Regions from separate parts of the Mus musculus genome. Here region 2 is linked to region 1. Evidence: chromatin loops called from intact Hi-C (ENCODE). Cell type or tissue: left cerebral cortex. All regions are shown on one strand. Each heading gives the region's core, and the rest is flanking DNA. Links, peaks and the distances in the headings are about the cores only. Region 1 overlaps Rpp30 (ribonuclease P/MRP 30 subunit). Region 2 holds the start of Hectd2 (HECT domain E3 ubiquitin protein ligase 2).

Region 1 (9,623 bases), core at 807-8,806:
TCTGTGGATAAAGTGCTTTCTGTGCAAGCATGAGATCTTTAGTTCAAATCTCCAGCACCGACATTAACACCAGGCAACATGGCAACCTGCTTTTAATCTCAGTGTGGGGGAAACAGACAGGAGCAATCTGACTAGCTATACTAACTGAGTCAGGCAGCTCTGGGGTCAGGTGTGAGGCCCTGCCTCAGTAGACAGTGTAAAAAGCATTGAGGAACACCTCGATGTCTACCTCTGGCTCCCATACGTGGCACACATACACACACATGTGAGAGCACACACACAGGAAAGGAAAGCATCCTAGCTGAGTGTGTTGACACTCCAAGCTACTCAAGATTAAGCTAGAAGTTCAAGACCAGCAGCAGAGCACTTAGACCTTGTCCCAAAAAGCAAGGAAGGAGTCAGTTAACTATTGAGATGTATTTTGAAAAGCTTAGGAACTAAAATGTATGATAAATATTTCTCAAATCAATATTTAATAATGAGAGATACTTAAACGTCAGTATTAAGATGGAAAAGAAAAGGTAAAGACGCAGAAAGTCCTTGAGATACAAAATGAAATGGTGTGAAGTCAGCAGGGAGTGGTGAGTGAGATGACAGTGTGCACTGAAGCGCGCTGGCTCCCAGAAGAACTGTTACAACGGGGTAGCCAGGTCGGGGATATTTTTTTCTTCCTCTTGACATAGACTTTTTCCTCATTATCCTAATCTATAGTTTTCTCTTTTTCTTATACCTTCATCTTTTATCTGCCATATTGCCTTCTAAGTCTCACACCCAGCTCCAGCCCCTACCCCCACCCCCATTTCCATGATAGAAAGATAGCATTACCTCACACCAGTAACTGATCCGGTAGTTATGCGGTCAGTGCCTCTGGGAACTATTTACTTCGCTGGCCAAAACCTACAAGTATTGTTTAGCATAGTGACTTCCAGAACTCAGTTATCTTATCAAAAACTATTATCCAAAAAAAAGATTTAGCAAGCATTCCGAACCCCAGGTTAATTATGTCAGGAGTCAACTATTATTTCAAAGTGGACAGTTTCCTTACTACCTGTAGTAGAATCCTATCTTCTTCCCTTTTGTCTCCCTTTTCTCCTGTGGAATTTCTGCTTGATCCTGAGGATTAGCGACAACAGTGAGGGGAGTGAGTTGTCTGTTTGGTGTGGAAAATGTAAGATGACTTATGTTCTAACCCTAAGTGTATATGATAAGATGGGTTTTGAAAAGTGCCCAAAATGTATAGAGAAAACCATCCAACAGCTTCTCTGGCATGCTGCTGAGCCTGAACCCAACCAGGCTGGTGGTGGCACCTCTAAATACCCAGTCACCACTCCACGGAGTGGGGAATCTATGGTATGCAGCAGCTCACTTATCAAATGAAGGCCGCCAAGCCATCAAGCTTCCCTCACAGGCCTCAGACAGGTGCGCGTCCTGCCTGTCAGGTATGACCTCTGTGGTCCACACATGGGAGCAGCTCCCAAGAACTTGGGACTTAGCTACCGTTAGGTACAAAGGGTCCAAGTTTATGGTCATCTTACTGGCCTCATGTATTTAATTTTTCCTGTCTTCAAAAAGCAATCTCTGCCTTAAAAGTTGGCTCTACTCTTTTATCAGCCTCAGACTGCCAATGCTTTCCACAAAACAGCATTCCCAGAATTAAATAGTGCAGCCCACTGTGCATATTTTTTGATATATTTAACAATATTTTCACATTAATAACTAGGAGACCTATTTTCTAGACAATTTGCCTGAATGAGCTTATGCATAGTTTTGTGTCCTAGGCTGAGAAGAAACAGTGACGTGTAATAGTCAAAAGTATGGGAATGAGCAGTGCACAGTATGTAACCCCCGTGGCCAAGATGCATGTTGTGAGCCATTAGGTAGTTATCAGTGTTGGGCAGGCACATATGCGTGAGAGAAGCAGGGTGCTAGGGTGGCATGAGGAGAGTGACCCGTAAGGTAGGCACCAGGACACCGCCACCCGCCAGTTCTCCTTTGAAGTACAGAAAAGTTGCTGTTAAGTGCTTGATATTTCTGACATGATTCCTACCGACATTTTCAGTTTAAGAATTCTGGAAAATTTAAAAATTTGACAAGAGGGATATACAATATTTAATGGTATGATTCTGGTATGAACATTTTGCACGTGTTGTTTAATAAAAGCTAGATGGCGGTGTGGACAGAAAGGCTGCACAAGATTACATTTAGTCTTCATTTGGTATAGAAGCCTGCAGAAAGAGCAGTTCTGGAAGCAGAAAAGCCCCTATTCATTTGTTCATTAGAGAGAGAAAACTAGAAACGGGTACCTATATTTTCATTTGGGGCAGAATATATATATTTACATATTTTCTATAGGTGTGCCAAAACAGTAAGTACATCATGGTAAACTTGTGTGGTTCATGCACACCATACACACATTGAAAATTTAGTAAAACAACAATTGTCACTTAGCGATGGCCAGAAAATTGAGAAAAATAAAGGACAAAGCCAGGGTCCTGGCATTCTTTTCAGTAGCATGGGCCAAAAGACATTCCTTCCCTCCTTCAGTTTATATCAGTTATTTTCATTGCTCAAATGTCACAGAAGCAATGTCACAGAAGAAGGATTGTGGGGACACAGCCCACCATGGTTGGGATGGTGAGGCAGCAGCAGGCAGCTACTTGGTGACTGCAAGGCAACCGGAACATAGAGACAAGGGACAGGAGGCAGGGTGGTCTACAACCTCAGCAGCACACTTCCTGTAGATAAGCTCTACAGTGCCACCAACACATGGCCTTATGGGAGACATTACCCATTCCAAGGCCAGCATGGCTGAAATCAAGGTGTGAGCAGGCTGTGCTTTCTCCAGACACTACAAAGAGCCTTTATGTGAGTCGTCCTGGCTAGTAGTGATCTGTTGACCACAGTAGCGCCATTCTCTGTCTTTGTTGTAAACATGTTTCCCTTTGTGTACCTGACTATCGTATAAAAGCACCAGTCACCTCATTTGATCACACCTACACTGACCCTATCCCTAGTGAACATTACAGTCTGAGATACTTCAGGTTAGCAATGGAACATATCTGTTATGGATGGGGACACAGTTCAGCTCACAGTACCCAGCCATCCCACTCTAGTGTTTATCCTGCTGATAATTTGAAACAGCCCGTGTCTGTTAGTAAAGGCTTTCTAAACACTGTGCCTGTTACACCTCCATAAGTACTAGGCAGCTATAAAAGAAAACGGAACTTACAAGCTGATATGGAAAGGCCTTCAAATCAGGCAAGATAAGCCACGTTTTAGTTAGAAAAAAGAAAACATGACACGTATTCACAGTTGTTTATATTTATGTGACGAAACTGGAAGAACGTGGAAGAAATAAATGGAAGTGATTACAGCAGTGGTGGGGGGGCAAGGCAGTACCAGCAGATGCAAGGGGGACTCACTGTTTCCTTATGTGGCTTTGGTCAGTGAATTGGGAGATGATGAGACCTGAATGAATGATATGCTGGAAGGCTGTCTATCCTGAGTTCAGCGGAGGCCCTTCTTCTTAGGGCAAGCTGTCAGCATGCTACTTTGGAATAAACTATCAGTTTCCATTCTTCCTTCTCAAAAGCTTAGCTTAAGTTTTTAATACATGGAATTTTATTACTAGTATCTCCTGATCCAAGCGTCACATGCTGTCCTTGGTGACATCATTGTGACTGTTATTTCTTAGAAGAAGGAAAAAAAATTTAAAAGAAAAAAACCCTCATCATCTGCCTATTCAGGCACTTCTGTTCAGACATGAGAACAAAAGCCAATCAGGCAGGCACTGTCATTCTCTGTGAAGACATTATTATGAACAATCACATGATGAGCTTTCAGCAATTTACATAAAAATGCTCTCAGGAACAGGAGACCAGGTAATGACTGTATTTTTATTCATCTAAAATGGTAAAGTTTTATGAAAGAAATACTCAACAGCCTTCAATACAAGATTATCTTTAATTTCTTTCTCAAGAGTTTTCTTAGCAGTTTTAAAGTGAACCTGATTAATGTACCAAGACCAGAATCATATGTGAAAGAAAATAAGCCGGCATTTCTATCCTGTTTTCTCCATTCCTCTCTCTCAAAGGGAGTTTTTATTTTTCCTGTAATTCCCATACAAGTTGAAAAGTTTAAATTCACTCACCTAGAAGCACCCAGGGATATGATCATCCAGTGCCATATTGCTCACATCCTTTCTTCCTGCCATCCTCCCACTGCCCAGTGGTTTACGTCTGCAGCCAGAAGAGTAGGGAAATGTGAACTGAGCTCCTGTGTCTAATTCATTTTGGCAAAAGACATAGCTGAGGAGTCAGCTAGCAATGTTTTTCTTTACCTTCGGATTTCCTTCACCAAGTTCATCCCAGTTCCTAGATATTTCACAGTGAACGGTATCATGCGTGGCCTCGAGTTACAAGGAGGAGTTGTTATACCAGCTGTGAGAAGATGAAAGCTGGGCAAGGAAGTGAGGTGCCCGTGTAATTACAGTGCCAGATGGTTGCAGCAAATGCCATTCCTAGAAGGAATACAAGCCAGAGGATTCAAAGTGGAAAAAGATGTAGGAAAATCTACACGCTACTAGCCTTAAGACCAGAGGACAAAGTGAAAGAAAGGTGGGGGTGGAGCGTGGAAAAGGAAATGTCAAGGAAGGAGAACAGCTTTGTTGTATACCTCTAGGTGACTTCAGGCCTGCGAGATCAGTCCCTCGGGGACCGAGCAGTGAGATGCATAGAAGCTCACCTACAGAGACTGACACCGTCCTGCCTGGACGGGGCCAGTTGTCCTCCCCGTACTTATTCAGTGAGCCACTATAACCTACGTGACTTTAGCAAGTTCCTGTCTGATTCTTACCTCCATCTAAAACCCCCTCATGTTTCCCCTTGCTTTCAATGAACCTTAAACAATGTTAAATAGTGTGGGGTGAGGACGTGTCTGTGAATCTTGGCCACAGTGCTTATCTTAGTAGCACTGTTCTTCCCACATAGCATTCTGTTAGCCATGGCCGTCATTGTTCAGTTATTCATCTGTGTGTAGTAAATGACGTAGCTGTGAGGTTCCCCTCCCGCTCCTCCGGCCCTTCAGATCTTCATCTCCTTTCTTTCATTCCTGGGTCAAGTTGCTTGGCTCTCTGTTGGCTCAGATTCCCTGCATAGGGAAGCACACACATCCTTTTCTTCGGACCAGGTGAGCAGTAGCCCTGTGCACGTGCACACTGCACACACTTGGCTGTCTCTGCCTCTGCAGGTCCTGTTTGTGTAGGTAGCTTCCCAAACTGACATAAGCTCTGTCATGAAGTAGACCTTCATGTCTGTTTGCTCACTTTGGATAGGGGTGCAGAGCTGTGGGCCTGCCTTTGTTTAAGCCAGTCCCTTGCCATGTAGGAGACATGCACAGAGGGGGAGAAGGGAGGTGGAAAGAGACTTCAGAGGGAAGTAGGTAATGTACTTGTCTTTGACGGTTTATACTTTGTCTTCTTTATTTCTGGTAAAGGCAATTGAGCGAGGCCTGGGCTTTGAACTTGTCTATGGTCCTGCTATCAGAGATGCAACGATGAGAAGGTACACAATCTCCAATGCCCTCAATTTGATGCAGATCTGCAAAGGAAAGGTATAGTTCCAGCCCAGAGGATGCTTTCTGCTTCTGACAGTTTAGTAGTGTGTCCGTGCTGTCAACTGATTCCTTGCCTTAAGCAGAAAATTTTCAAAACACTAAATTCTTCAGTTTCAATGAGCTTTCCGAGATCTTGTAAAACCTCCCAAGGGCGGAGTAAGATAGGGAGGAAAGATGTGCCGAAAGCCTCTAGTTTTGATAAGGGATTTGTAGTTTGCCACAATGAAAAGACTTCTGTAGATAATAGTTGATTATCTCTGAGTGAATTAAAGTTACAGCTTTTAATTCGTCCTCACTAAGATTTACTTACAAAGTTTATTCTGCTTTTTTTAAATTGGCTGCCTTGAGTGAGAGCTTTCGATGCTTTCTCATTCGTTGTTTACCTTATCTTTTAAAAATAGAACTTGGTATTTCAGCCTTAAATGTTAGACAGAGTTGCTGATCATTTGTTCTATACAATTCTTCAATTATGTTATTAATTATCTAAGATTAATATTGCTCACTTTCTGTTTTATAGAATGTAATTCTGTCCAGTGCTGCAGAAAGGGTAAGCATAGATGGAATACTTTGTCCCAGCAGTTACAAAGCTTGGCTACACTTTTAGAACACCTGACAAGACAGTGAGATGAACTGCCTCTTAGTGCTTGTAACTGTTTGCCGATGGTAATTGCGAAATGTATCCCATTGATTTTGCCTTCGGGTTTTGCCTATGCATGTTTGTATTTGTGAATTAACTAGAATAAAGTGATTTTATTTTTCCCTTTACCTTGTAAACAACCCTTTATATGGTTTATTATATATTTTTAAAAACTTATCACAATTATAAGGATCTTAATTTATGAAATTTACTTATCTTTGGATACTTAGTTGTACTTATTATAAATAATTAAGATGTTAATAACATCTCATATCTCATTTTATTTTCTATTTTTCTCATTTTAGCCTTTGGAAATAAGAGGACCATATGACGTGGCAAACTTGTATCCTCTCAGTATTCTGTTTAAAACCTATGTTCCTATTGGGCATTGATCAGAAGACAACTTCAGGAAGTAGTTCTCTCCTTCTACCTTGCGGGTCTTGGGCATCCATCCAAGGCCACAGGTTGCCAACAGACACCCTTAAATGTTAAAACAGAGTTGCTGATCATTTGTTCTATACAATTCTTCTGAGCCATCACGTTGAACTAGAATTTTCCCTTAGAAAAATGTAATCAAAAGTGCTATTATAATTTAGCCTGGTGTTTTGTTATCATTTAGTTGTAAGTTTACTGACCAGCAGCCTCGGAAGTCAATAACAACTAGTTGTAGCTTTCTTCTTCTTCTCCTGGTGTTTGGATTAAGCAGCAGAAAAGAGAGACAAGGGACTGTACAGGACAAAACAGTTAATTGAGACTTCTTGGGTGCAGGTCTCAGGCAGGCTAAGTCTGTCTGCCACTGTGAGCAGGTGAGCTGCCCTTCGTTTGTGTTTGTGTTTGTGTTGTCTCATATCCTTGGCGGACTCTGGGTTGAAGTCCTTAATGACCCTATCAGAGGACTGCTGTTTGGGCTTTCTGAAAATGATGGCAAGGCTGCCGTGTCCACAAATTGCAGAGCTGTATTTCTCCATGGAGGTAAGCATGTTGTTATTTATAGTAAAATCAGAATGGTCTCGTTAGAGGCAGGTTATCATCAGATAATTGGCATATATGTGCTTTAACTATCCTTCCTACAGAGTTCTTATAAGGGTGTCTTCTCAACCAGTTCTAACCATATTCTGTTCCTTGCCCTCATTTCAGGCCTTCCTCTCTGTAGTGTGTGCATTGTATGTAGTGTGTGCATTGTATGTAGTGTGTGCATTGTATGTAGTGTGTGCATTGTATGTAGTTTGCATTACAGAATGACTGTTGAATGTGTTCTTTCAAACTACACACTGTCCCCAGCCCACATTTTCAGAGGCTTTTAACATCGCTCCTGCTTTTCTCTGGGTGGTCTTTCTCCCTGCTAAAATAAATAAGTTTCAGAAACAGGAGTGGGAATAGTAGTGTTAGTTTGACAGGATCTAGAACCATCCCGTTCCAGAATCACCTGTGAGGGGTTATCTAGATTCGGTAAGCCCCTGAGAATGTGAGTGTTTGGTTAGTGGATGTGAGAAGACCCTCTTCCTGGCTAGGGATCCTGGATTGAATAAACTAGAGAAAGCAAGCTGAGCACTGGCACTCAGACATGCGCTCCTCAGCTGGGAATAGGATGCAGCCAGCTGCTTCAGGCTCCTGTGCCCCTGAACTCCCTTCCAAGATGGACTCTACCCTTGCACTGTGAGCTGAAATAAACTGATTACTCTCTGGGTTGCTCTTATCAGAGTATTTTACACAGGAACAGAAAAGAAACGAAAACATCAAACCATTAAGTAAAAAAAAAAAAAAACCAGAAACGTCGATGGGCAGTGGTGGCACACGCCTTTAATCCCAGCACTTGGGAGGCAGAGGCAGGTGAATTTCTAAGTTCGAGGCCAACCTGGTCTACAGAGTGAGTTCCAGGACAGCCAGGGCTACACAGAGAAACCTTGTCTCAAAAAACAACAACAAAACAAAACAAAACAACCCAGAAACATCATTTTTTAAATCCACCTATCTAAACTCAGTCTATAACTTTTGTTTTTATTATAACTCAGAATGTTTCTTATTTTGGTTTACATGATCATGTATCTACGGTTACGTATTTTGGGTGTGTTTTTCCCAAGGGGTTGGGGGGCGTCATTGGTTATGTAAAAATATTATACTAGGTTACATAAGGCCATTTTTTGCAAGTCTAATAAATGTGCTCTGGGCACATGCCCTCCACCCTCCTTTCTCACCCCGTTAGTCTCTTGTGCATATTCCCTGCCACTCCACACCCCTTACAGCTATTAGTCCCCTTCATGCATACTAGTTACACTCCCCACACCCCGCAGATCCCAACTAGTCCTCTTGTGCAGGTTCCCTTCCTAACCTCAGACCAGTCCTTCTGTGCATACTCCCTCACACCACCTCCCATTAGTCCTCTTGCTCCTGAGACAGTTCGCTCCGACTCCTGGACTTCTTCCATGGTCTGCACATGTACGGTTTGTGTACCTGAGGGGAGTGTGAGGCCCACAATGAGGCAGAGCCCACTCCTCCTGCAGCTCTGCTCTTCCTTCCTCCTCACCACACCCTTCCTCCAGTGTCACTTTTCAGTGTGTTCCTTAGTTCATCAGGCGGTGATTGTCCTGTGTGCCTTCATTCTAATATGTCTATTTGTAATGTACTTACCCAGCATTTTGAATATTTAAAAACCACTGCTAAGGATTTTATATACTGCATATGACAGTGCCTGTCCTGTTAATATGTACTTAAAACAAATCTAAGTTGAAGTTCAACTCTACTGCCAAACTGACCGGAGCATACAAAGCAATCCCTCTTTTTCCCTTCATTATTAGCATACATAAAGGATTGGTAAACGTGAGCTTGATTCTGTGTTCTGCCAGCACACATGTTAGATGACTGCTGGACGTTGGTACATTGTACATTGGTAGCCTAGTGAGGGTGATGGTGTGTGCTGTAGAGTAAGCTCACCACAGCCCCTGCTGTGGGAGCAGTGCAGGCGACTCCTGCACCCGGGCCTGGGATTTCTCTTATGATCTTTTTACCATACATAAAGCAGATGCTAGACCAATGCTTATGGCTGGTTCTGACTGCATCAGATGGCATGGAGAGAGCAATGGAGAATCCCTGCTCTGCAGTTTATCTAAGAGGAAACCCTTAGGAACGAGCTAGCTGGTAAAATACTGACCATAAATGGCATCTGCACCCGTGAGAGCTCTCTGTGGTTTTCCTGTTTACCGGGCTATAGGCCAAAGAAAATGGGGTAATGCTGGCTAAACCAACACCTGTCATCTCTGCCCTTAGGAGGCTAAAGCAGGAGGGTCAGAGTTGGCTGGACCGCGTAAGGAGTTCAAGGCCAGCCTGGGCTACTTGGTGAGATCCTGTCTCAAGAAACAGAAACAAGTAAAACTGT
Region 2 (9,623 bases), core at 923-8,922, 460 kb after region 1:
ACGCGCGGGCGCGCGACGGGCCGCGGGCGCGCGCGGGGGCGGGGGCGGCGCGGCGGCGGCGGTTGGAAGGAGCCCTCTCGCGGCCGCGGCAGCAGCAGCAGCGCCCGCCCCGGCTGCAGTCCGGCCGCCGCTGCCGCCGCCGCCACCGCCTCGCGCCTCAGCCGCCCGGCCAGACATGAGTGAGGCGGCTCGGGATCTCTCGCCCGGAGCGCCGCCGGCGGTAGCCGCGGCCGCCCCGGAGGAGAGGAAGGGGAAAGAACCGGAGCGCGAGAAGCTGCCGCCCATCGTGACGGCCGGCGCAGCCGCGGTAGGTGCGGCGGGGGCCGGGGGGCGCCCTGGGCGGTGGGTTGAAGGCGGCCTGGAGAGGGGACAACAGGGAAGTTGCGCCTCGAGGGCAACGGCCATCACTTGGGAACCGCGCCTTCCACGCTCGGGGAGTGGGGTCCGCTGCCTGATGCTGGGTGTTTGCTTGTTTTCGGGGGGTCTGGCTCCCGACTTTCTGCTGAGGGTCGGCATCCTCTGTTGGATGAGCATGGGTGCCAGTTGGGCGTCAGGGAGGTTTTCCCTGAGTGGGAGAACCTGCCTGTGGGCGCCAAGGCAGCGCTTCCCTTCGCTTTTGCGGTCCTTTCTCCCCTCGGGTTGAACAGTCTCAGAGAGGAGTTTCCTCCTAATTCTGACCTTTCCGTTGCTATCCGGGTAGTGGGAGGCAGTTGCCTCCCTGGATGCTTTTATTTTTTTCATACGGTACTGACGTGTGATTTGAAGGAGCGAGGCTTTTTCTTCTTTTAAAACTCGGCTATCCAAGCTTAATAAGCGTGGTAATTTCCCAGCTGGATTTTGCAAGGGTTAATTTGGAAGGCGCTCTCAGCCTTCAAACTCCATACTGCCAAATGATGTCATGGGACATCATCCCCTCTCTCCCTTCCCCCTGTTTGTACTTAGTGGTTGGGAGTCTGGTTGCTTTATGATTAACTTCTGGTTTTGACATTTTTATTTGACATAGTATTTAAATACTTTGGGCAAGTTTGCTTTCAAGTATTTAAAGATTATGACTTGTCAACGCATCTGTACGTGACAAAATAGTAAAAGTTTGGGGAATATTATACATTTAAAAAAATTTCTACTTGCAATTAGTTTCTAGAAGCCGCCCTCCTAAATGACTAGGAACTTACTAAAATAGCTCACTCTTCTTTATAAAGTATTAGTATCAGAATAATGTTATGATTTGGTAGGTTTTTCAAAAATGTCTGAAGCCTGTAATAACTGGAAATTGTTAAAGACAACTCTTTTATCATAAGTCAGCACAGCAGATTTGGACAGCAATGACACACATTTTAAAAGGATAACTACAACTGATTGGTAAATTGCAGCTGTAGTTAGGAATTACCTTGGGAGATGCTTTGAAGCAATTTGTCATTCATATTGTAGTCTGTTGGTGCACAGGGTTTTCACAGCTTTTTATGTAGGACTTCTTAATGCCAATGTAGTTTGTTTGTTTCAAGTCTGGGTATGTGTCTAGTGTGTGTATACGTGTGAGTATGGGTATATGTGTATGGAGGTCACATATACATGTGACCTGGTGTTGGTTGTCACCCCATGCTTTGGCAGTTTTTTCCTAAGGTGGTTATTAAGAGGGAAAATGTAACATCTGCTTTTAGAAGCAATGTTATGAGTTTAGTGTCTAACAGCAAGTACCTTTCCCCAAATTATTTATATATAGTGAAGAATATATTATATATAGCAAATAATGTCTATTATTTATCAATATTATTTACATATAATTTCAGTGGAACTGAAAGAAAGGTTTGGAACTTAACAGAAGCTGATACAGTGTGGCTGGAAGTCTAACATTTGTTATCTGAAGCACATAGGTCTTAGTAATTTCAAGTTTTTCAGATTTTAAGAAAGTAATCCTTTTAAGTATTACCACATGTAATAACTACAGTGAAGTCCTGGCCAATTTCCTGGCATCAGTAGTATCTAAAACTGTAGCCAATGTATTGTTTGTTCTGTTCAGTGGAATAAGGTTAAAAACTCTTACTTGCCTTATGGCATTTCAAGGCACATCCACATTTGTGCTACCAAGTGAATTGCAAAGACACTCTTTTTCAGGATGTAGACTAGTCAAAGAGCCTATAGTTTAAGAATTTTTAAAAAATCTTTGAACATGGAGGATAAAAACAGTTTGGAATAGAAAACTTGGGATTCTGAGGCAGTTTCTGGTGGTGCCTTAAAATTTCTTTTGACCTTGATACTGCTGTTGGATTTTTCAATGGAAATTTTAAGAGGAAAATGCAAGTATGTATTGCATATTTTTCAAGAGGATTTTCAGAGCTGAAATTTTGAGGCATCATGATAAAAAGCCTAAGGAAAAAAAATGCTGACATCTGAAGATGAGGAAAGCCAGGGCATCTGGGATGACCGGATTCTCCAGTAGAGTGGGGAAGACTTGATGGAATGTGGTGGAAAGAGAAAGACAGTTTATTGCCTCCTAGTTTATTTCTGAACTCTGTAGGGCTTAAGCAGAACTCAAGGTTTGTTTAGTATCCTAATTGACATCAGGAACTTTGGGGACCCTTTTAGTGATTCTTCCTTTTTGCCCAAATTAATAGCTCCACCCTTCCAACTTGAGTTTATATTTCAATTCAAGTGGCCCTGTAATCATGTGGGGTTTTTTCCCTCAGAAAATTAGTGTGTCATGGTTATGACGGTGTAGAAACAAGTAAGAGTGACAGCTCACGAAAATAAAGAAGAGGTCAGATTATGCTGATCCTAATAAGGCCAAAAAATATAAGCTATATTCTGAATGTTTAAAGAGGGGTGCCATGATGGGAGAGAGAATGGTAGAAACTGTAAATTCTGATACTACCTCTATGCCAAATTCCATTCAGAAGATTCCTGACACAGGTCTCAAACGAGACTGACTGTAGAGTTACTTTGGTAGGATGTTGGTCCTGACTCACATCCCACCCTAAGATACCAGTTTTCAATCTGATGCACAGTAAAAATCAACTGGGAAGCACTATGACGGCCTAAATGCAAGCTTTTTTGTTTGTTTGGTTTTTGGTTTTTCGGGACAGGGTTTCTCTGTATAGCCCTGGCTTCCTGGAACTCACTCTGTAGACCAGGCTGGCCTCGAACTCAGAAATCCACCTGCCTCTGCCTCCCAAGTGCTGGGATTAAAGGCGTGCGCCACCATGCCCGGCCCAAATGCAAGCTTTTTAAATCAGAATTTCTGAGACTGGAGACATATTTTTCTTTTAACTTCTTGGTAAAACTAAGAGTGAACACTGATGCTGTAATGTACTGAATTAAAAGCTATGAGCACAGCTCAGCAATCTGTGTTTTAAAACTACACCCTCATCCCAAATCTGCTTAGCAATAGCTGTCAAAGTGGTTCTATGAAAGATGGGGTGCAGGGGTTAGTGAAAGGGATGGCTGTTTAAGTGTCTCAGTGAGAGATGCTCAAGAGGCCCCAGGTGATGGAAATTAGACATACTGAATTCACTAAGGCTGGCAGATTGAAATGGAGACAAATATGTAAATTAGTGATTTAATACAAATATTAGAAAAACATGGTAAATAAAGGAGAAAATACACAAAGGAGAGACAGAATTAACTGTGGCAAGTAGGGACGAGTTTTATTGCTTCCTTCAGTATTTAATGGGCTGAATGGGAAAGAGAGGTTCTCACTGGAATTGACTATACCAAGGAATTAAATAGATTCAAAAAAGATAAATTTTATATAACTAGGGAGGTGAAATCAGTTTAAACTGTGTGTGTGTACATGCGTGAGTGTGCATGTATGTGTGTGTACATGTGTATTTTGCTGAGGATCAAACTCAGGGCTTTGTGCACATGCATTCTATCACTGAGCTACATTTCCATCCCTAGTTTGGAATTCAAAGGGAAGCTTGCCCCCAAATAGAAGATGAGGAACTGTGCCAAGTAGGCAGTAGAAGCGTTTAAGAGAAAACACAAGGTGTGTGCAGAGGACAAGAGTGACAAGTTTGTGTTGTGTATGAATGGGCTTGCTGGAACCTCTGGACCATGATGGAGCTACCAGTCACTGAACATATGTTATGCTTAGCTTTGCACTAACTGGGGTAGAAACACAGACAAGGCTTAGCCAGAATGTCGCACCTCCGGTGATCTGGGGCTAATGGATAACAAGCAAATCAGTATGTAAAAGCCACAGTAATTCTAATGTTCCTAGTTATACAGGACCAGTTAGTTCTACTTTAAACAGTGGGAACTTAAAATTTTGAAAACAATTAGGGGAAAGGGAAAATTGGCTTTCTGTTTAATTGGCAAATGTTCAGGGGGGTGTGTAGTATGTTTTTGTTGGGATGTGTTACGTTGTATGTACATGTCTATGGACCAGAGTCCTTACAGAGTTTATACATGGTTCAGAAAAGATGGTTGGTAAAATCTTATCTCTTTTTGTTAATTGATCTCAATAAAAGCCCACTGGAACTCCCCCCCTCCCCAGAAAAAGCCACAATAAGCTACAGAAACAGTTTGCAATATGGAGATGATCAGTGTGTGCAGAGCCATGAAGAAAGGCCTTGAAGTAAAGGTAATTATTTAAGCTGGCTGGCCATTGAAGGAATGATAGAATCTGAACGAGCGAAAGGAATATGTAAACAGTGGGGAAAATAACTTGAGAGGCCTTAAAGAGAAAAATAAATTAAGTAACAATAAAACAAGCCCAATGGAAACTTGCCGAGGACTTGTGGGAGTTATGTAAGGATGCTCGAGGGCTGGAGAAGGTTGGACATTTCCACTGTGGTTAATGGGAAGCCTTTGGAATTCCTCGAATAGAGGAACAACATAATGAAGTTGTTGGTAGTGTGTAGTTAAACTGGAGGAAGTAGGAGGAAGAAAGTGAAGGAAGGAGGGTTGTGGTTCATGCTTGAGATGGTGAGCACACCCACTGGAGTGTTGACCACAGGATTAACTGTACAGAGTAGAAGAACCCACACAGTGTGGAACCTCGGCGACAGTAATGAAAGATAGAAGGATTAATACAGGGGAAAAAAGACAGTTCCAGAAAGAGTTTCTCAGGAGGAAGAAGAAGAGGAAGAAGAGAAGGAAGAGGATGGAAGGAAAAAGAAGGCAGAAAAAGGAGGAAGAGGAGGAAGAGGAGGAAGAAGAGGAAGAGGAAGCATATTAAAATAAAACAATCCAGCCAGTAACATTTTAAAAAAATGTTGTGTGTGTGTGTGTTTACCTAAACTCTGCACAGCTTAGCATTTTGAACAGTCTTATATATGTAACCTTTTGTGCATTTTGTCTATCATATTCTAAATGAGGTGATGTAGGGAGAGAATGAAAAAATAATAGTGAATGTATCTTACATAATTTAATAAACTAAGATTTTTTAAATACATATGACCTGATCTAGTGGTCCATGCTTCCAGCCTAGCACTTTTGGGAGATAAAGGTAGACCAGACTCTTGAGCTGTAGGACAGTCAAGACTACATAGTGAGTCAGTCTGTCAGTCAATCAGTCAGTCTGTCTGTCTCTCCTCTTTTTCAAAAAAGCATAGGTAAATAATATAACTGTTGAGTGCATATTGTGTACTATACATTTTTCATGTGTCATTTAGTCAGTTAATACAATAGAAAACCACACAACAACCTCGTGGATAGAGTGTTATCCCATCTTCTGGGACAGATGTGGGAATCAGATTTCTTGTATATTGCCAAAGGGTAAAATGATACTGAGCTGCAAAGGTTGTTTCAAAATTCTCTCCCCAATTCTGAGCGCTCTCTGGTGGCAAGATGTGGCACAAAGAGCCTCCACCTAAAGCAATAATCCCAATTTGAAAAAGAGGATGTGGTCCAGCAATATATTAATTCAATTTTTTCCAAATGTAGGAATATTATGTCAAATAAATATATTCTAGATATATGATCATTTGGTTTTAATGTTATGAATATGTAGTTTTAAGTTCTATATAAAGCAAAGCAATCTGATAAAGTAAAAATAACCTCTTAAAGAGAGATTAAAATAGTACTTAAAGAGTTTTCAGTTAAGAAAAGAAGGCTGGTAGCTATATAAATACATATTCTGGGTGTCTAATTTTGAGTGGATCATAAAGTCTCTCAACTCTTTTCTTTTCTTTTTTTTTCGGCTGCAAGGCCAGAATGCACATCTGTTTATTCTCCCATTCATGTTTAATTCAGGATTTAGAACACAAATAATTTGACTATATTTAGCAATTGGAGAAAAACATGCTTATAAATTGTGAACCAGAGAATGCCCCCAAAATGTCAACTGTGAGACCACTTTGCTATTTTTAATTCTTTGTCTATAAAATGAGGAAAACAATACTAATACCTACCTCACATAATAGATATGGAATCTAGAATAATGCACATGAAAAAGCTACATCTGTAGTGAGAAATTATAAGTCAGCCCTTGCTATTCCTATTATTTGGGCTTTTTTCTCACCAGCCCTCTGTATCAAGCCTCAAGACCTGTACCTGTCGCCTTTTCCGATCGAGCTCGTTCCAGTCTCGTTCCAGTCCACACAGAATTAAGGGTGCCTTGCACTCTGAACTCCTCAGTGTAAGAATTTAGATGAATTTCTTCTTGAAGAAGAAAAATAGCCCCATAGGGGAATATAGCCTAGTGTTATCAAAATTAGCAACTTCTCTGTTGCATTTTAAAATTAACTTGCTTATTTTTAGAGTTGAGAAGAAAAAGATCAACAGTGGATGAATGAGGAAGTGGGTGGAGCTGAGAAGACTCTGGGAAGCTTTGGTTTCTGTTTTTCACCTACTTATCTCTAGCATTACAGTCGTATGTATGGATTAAATTTTTGTTTTAAAATATTTTTCTGTCAAAAATGCACATGGTATGCACTCACTGATAAGTGGATATTAGCCCAAAAGCTCGGAGTACCCAAGATACAATTCACAGACCATGTGAAGCTCAAGAAGAAGGAAGACCAAAGTGTGGATACAAAGTCCTTCTTAGAAGGGGGAACAAAATACCCATGGGAGGAGTTACAGAGACAAAGTGTGGAGCAGAGAGTGAAGGATAGGCCATCCAGAGACTGCCCCACCTGGGGATCCATCCCATATATAGTTACCAAACCCAGACACTATTGTGGATGCCAACAAGTGCTTGCTGACAGGAGCCTGATTATAGCTGTCTCCTGAGAGGCTCTGCCAGAGCCTGACATATACAGAAGTGGATGCTTGGAGCCAAACATTGGACTAAGCACGGGGTCCCCAATGGAGAAGCTAGAGAAAGGACTGAAGGAGTTGAAAGGGTTTGCAACCCCATAGGAGAAACAACAGTATGAACCAACCAGTACCCCCAGAGGTCCCAGGAACTAAACCACCAAGCAAAGAGTACACATGGCTCTAGCTGCATATGTAGCAGAGGATGGCCTTGTTGATCATCAGTGGGAGGAGAGGCCCTTGGTCCTGTGAAGGCTCAATGCTCCTGTGTAGGGGAATGCCAGGCCAGGGAAGCAGGAGTGGGTGGGTTGGTGAGCAGGGGAAGGGGAGAGCACATAGGGGATAGGGGGTTTTCAGAGGGGAAACCAGGAAAGGGGATAACATTTGAAATGTAAATAAAGAAAATATCTAATAAAATTTTTTAATTAAAGAATAATTGAATTAAAAATATTTTTGTGTCTTTTATTCTATTATTTTATGTGTCTGCATTTGTACACCATTTATGTGCTCTCCTAAGGAGGTGGTAAGCCTCAATGTGGTGGTAGGAATCGGACCTGGGTCTTCAACAAGAACAACAAGTGCCCTTTGACCATTGAGCCAACTCTCCAGCACTGGATAAAATGTTTTATGGTGAGCCTTGTATAAATAACTAGTTGTTTTAAGTTGTTATCCCAACATTAAGAGAGATCAGTGTGGCACAGTTAAAATATTGTTTAGGATGAGTAGAGTTGTGCTGGGGGGCATGTAGCCCAATGGTAGAGCACTTTGCTAGCATGCACAAAATGATGTTCCATCCCCAGTACCAGGAGGGCAGGTGTGCAGATCACAGACTGGAATGAATACATTTGAATGTATGATTTAAATATAAAATTAATAGAAATTTTACTAATTAGGCTGAATTGAAAAATCATTCTTGAAGTTGTTATAAGAGGTACAGTAGTTAATTTGAAGTTAATTCATATGCTTTTATTAAAGAACAACATGATTCTTAATAATTAGATGTAGAATTATGACCTTATTCTAAAAGGAGTGTTTGGGTCTGGAGAGATGGCTCAGTGGTTAAGAGCACTTATTGCTCTTCCAGAGGACTGGAATTCATTTCCCAGCATCCAAGTCAGATGGCTCACAGTTTCCTATGACTCCAGCTCCAGAGGATCTGATGCTCTCTTCTTGTCTTGGTATACTTGCACAAATGTGTACACACCTATGCACAGAGGTACACACAAACCTAAAGCCTAAAAAAAGTATCTTGCTGAAGCTTCAGTGCTTGTGTGTGTGTGTGTGTGTGTGTGTGTGTGTGTGTGTGTGTGTTCTGAAGTGAATGAATATATCTCAGAGAGCCTTACTTTCTGATGGTCAGTGAACACTGGAGCTCAGTGCTTCAGTACTGATGGTCAGTTATCAGGTGTCTCTAGATTAATTGCATTAATTGACCTTTATAGTGGAAAATAATGTTATTTTGGGCTTAGAGTCTTGTTAAGATGAAAGTAAACTACCTTGTGCCAATTAGGTAATAATAAAAATTATTTCAAAGAATGTTATCTTTATTTCTTAGTATCCTTTAAAAGATATGGTTCATACTAAAATTTTACTTTGTGCTGATGCTATTTAGCTTAAGAAGAACGTTTACAACTTAAGAGTAGCTGACTCCATATTTTAAAGGAAGATTGTAAAATTAGTACTTTGGATCTAGCATCTTAGCTGTGGGAAAAGAGCATATTTTTGCCTGGTTTCAAGATCTGAAATAATTCTTCAACAGACTCTAAATGCACTTGAGGTCTTATGTCTCATATGATCCTGACTGGTAACTAGGAGAGTTTATTTTAGAAATTGACAAAGCAAGAGATCTTAAGGATTGCTTATTTTAATTTAAAACATAAAGACACTACTCATTTGACATAATAGCCTTTACTGAATACCTCAGGAAATCATTTATTCTTTTGTAAAAGTAGTTTTTATACTCATCATAGGTATAGGTAGTCCACCCTGATTCCTTGAGGCTGAAGGTTGGATTTTGTAGACACTAGAAATTCAATTTAAAATATTTTATTTCAGAGACTGTAAGATGGGGGGAGATGTTACCATCTTATAGCATTGTGTGATGGAACAGAGGCAATTATACCTTTATCAGGTATTGCGTTAGAGTGTAAACAGAAATGTCTATCTTCTAAAGCAGTTTTGGAGGATGGAGGATAATCAAAGTAAATTGTACTAAAATTTTGTATACAACAGAAATTGGCACTTAATGAAAACTGAATACCCCTTCTCTGGTGTATAAAAGAAAAATATGATTTAAGAAATTAGAAATTTGACTCAGATACTGTTCCTCAGTAAATTTTGAAAGTGGTAATTCAAATATTCAAAGAAAATAAGCTTGAAAATATATGATTACATGTTATTACAAGTGGAACAGGTATTCTAAATAT

Evidence for each region. A loop is a pair of places that touch in the nucleus more often than their neighbours do. Peaks named below come from ENCODE experiments on the same cell type or tissue, not always from the same donor. Only the 100,000 strongest peaks of a DNase experiment are listed, where the experiment ranks them.
Region 2: it touches region 1 in a loop (2.9-fold over the local background); 5 of 42 quality-filtered maps call a loop at or near these places.

What each region holds. Positions count from the first base shown.
Region 1 is chr19:36,094,679-36,104,301 of GRCm38, forward strand. Rpp30 (ribonuclease P/MRP 30 subunit) reads left to right here. Exons shown (of 11, transcript NM_019428.3): 7 at 5,494-5,610; 8 at 6,131-6,160; 9 at 6,556-6,593; 10 at 7,143-7,222. Among named protein-coding and RNA genes, the nearest start is that of Rpp30, 16 kb to the left of the region's middle. In left cerebral cortex, for the core only: no CTCF peak of the experiment used is centred there; a DNase peak (open chromatin) is centred at 4,470.
Region 2 is chr19:36,554,609-36,564,231 of GRCm38, forward strand. It overlaps Hectd2 (HECT domain E3 ubiquitin protein ligase 2), which reads left to right and starts at 31. Exons shown (of 21, transcript NM_172637.3): 1 at 31-307. The coding sequence starts at 176. In left cerebral cortex, for the core only: a CTCF peak has its summit at 5,780 (motif pointing left); DNase peaks (open chromatin) are centred at 5,732 and 6,768; H3K4me3 peaks cover 1,124 bases.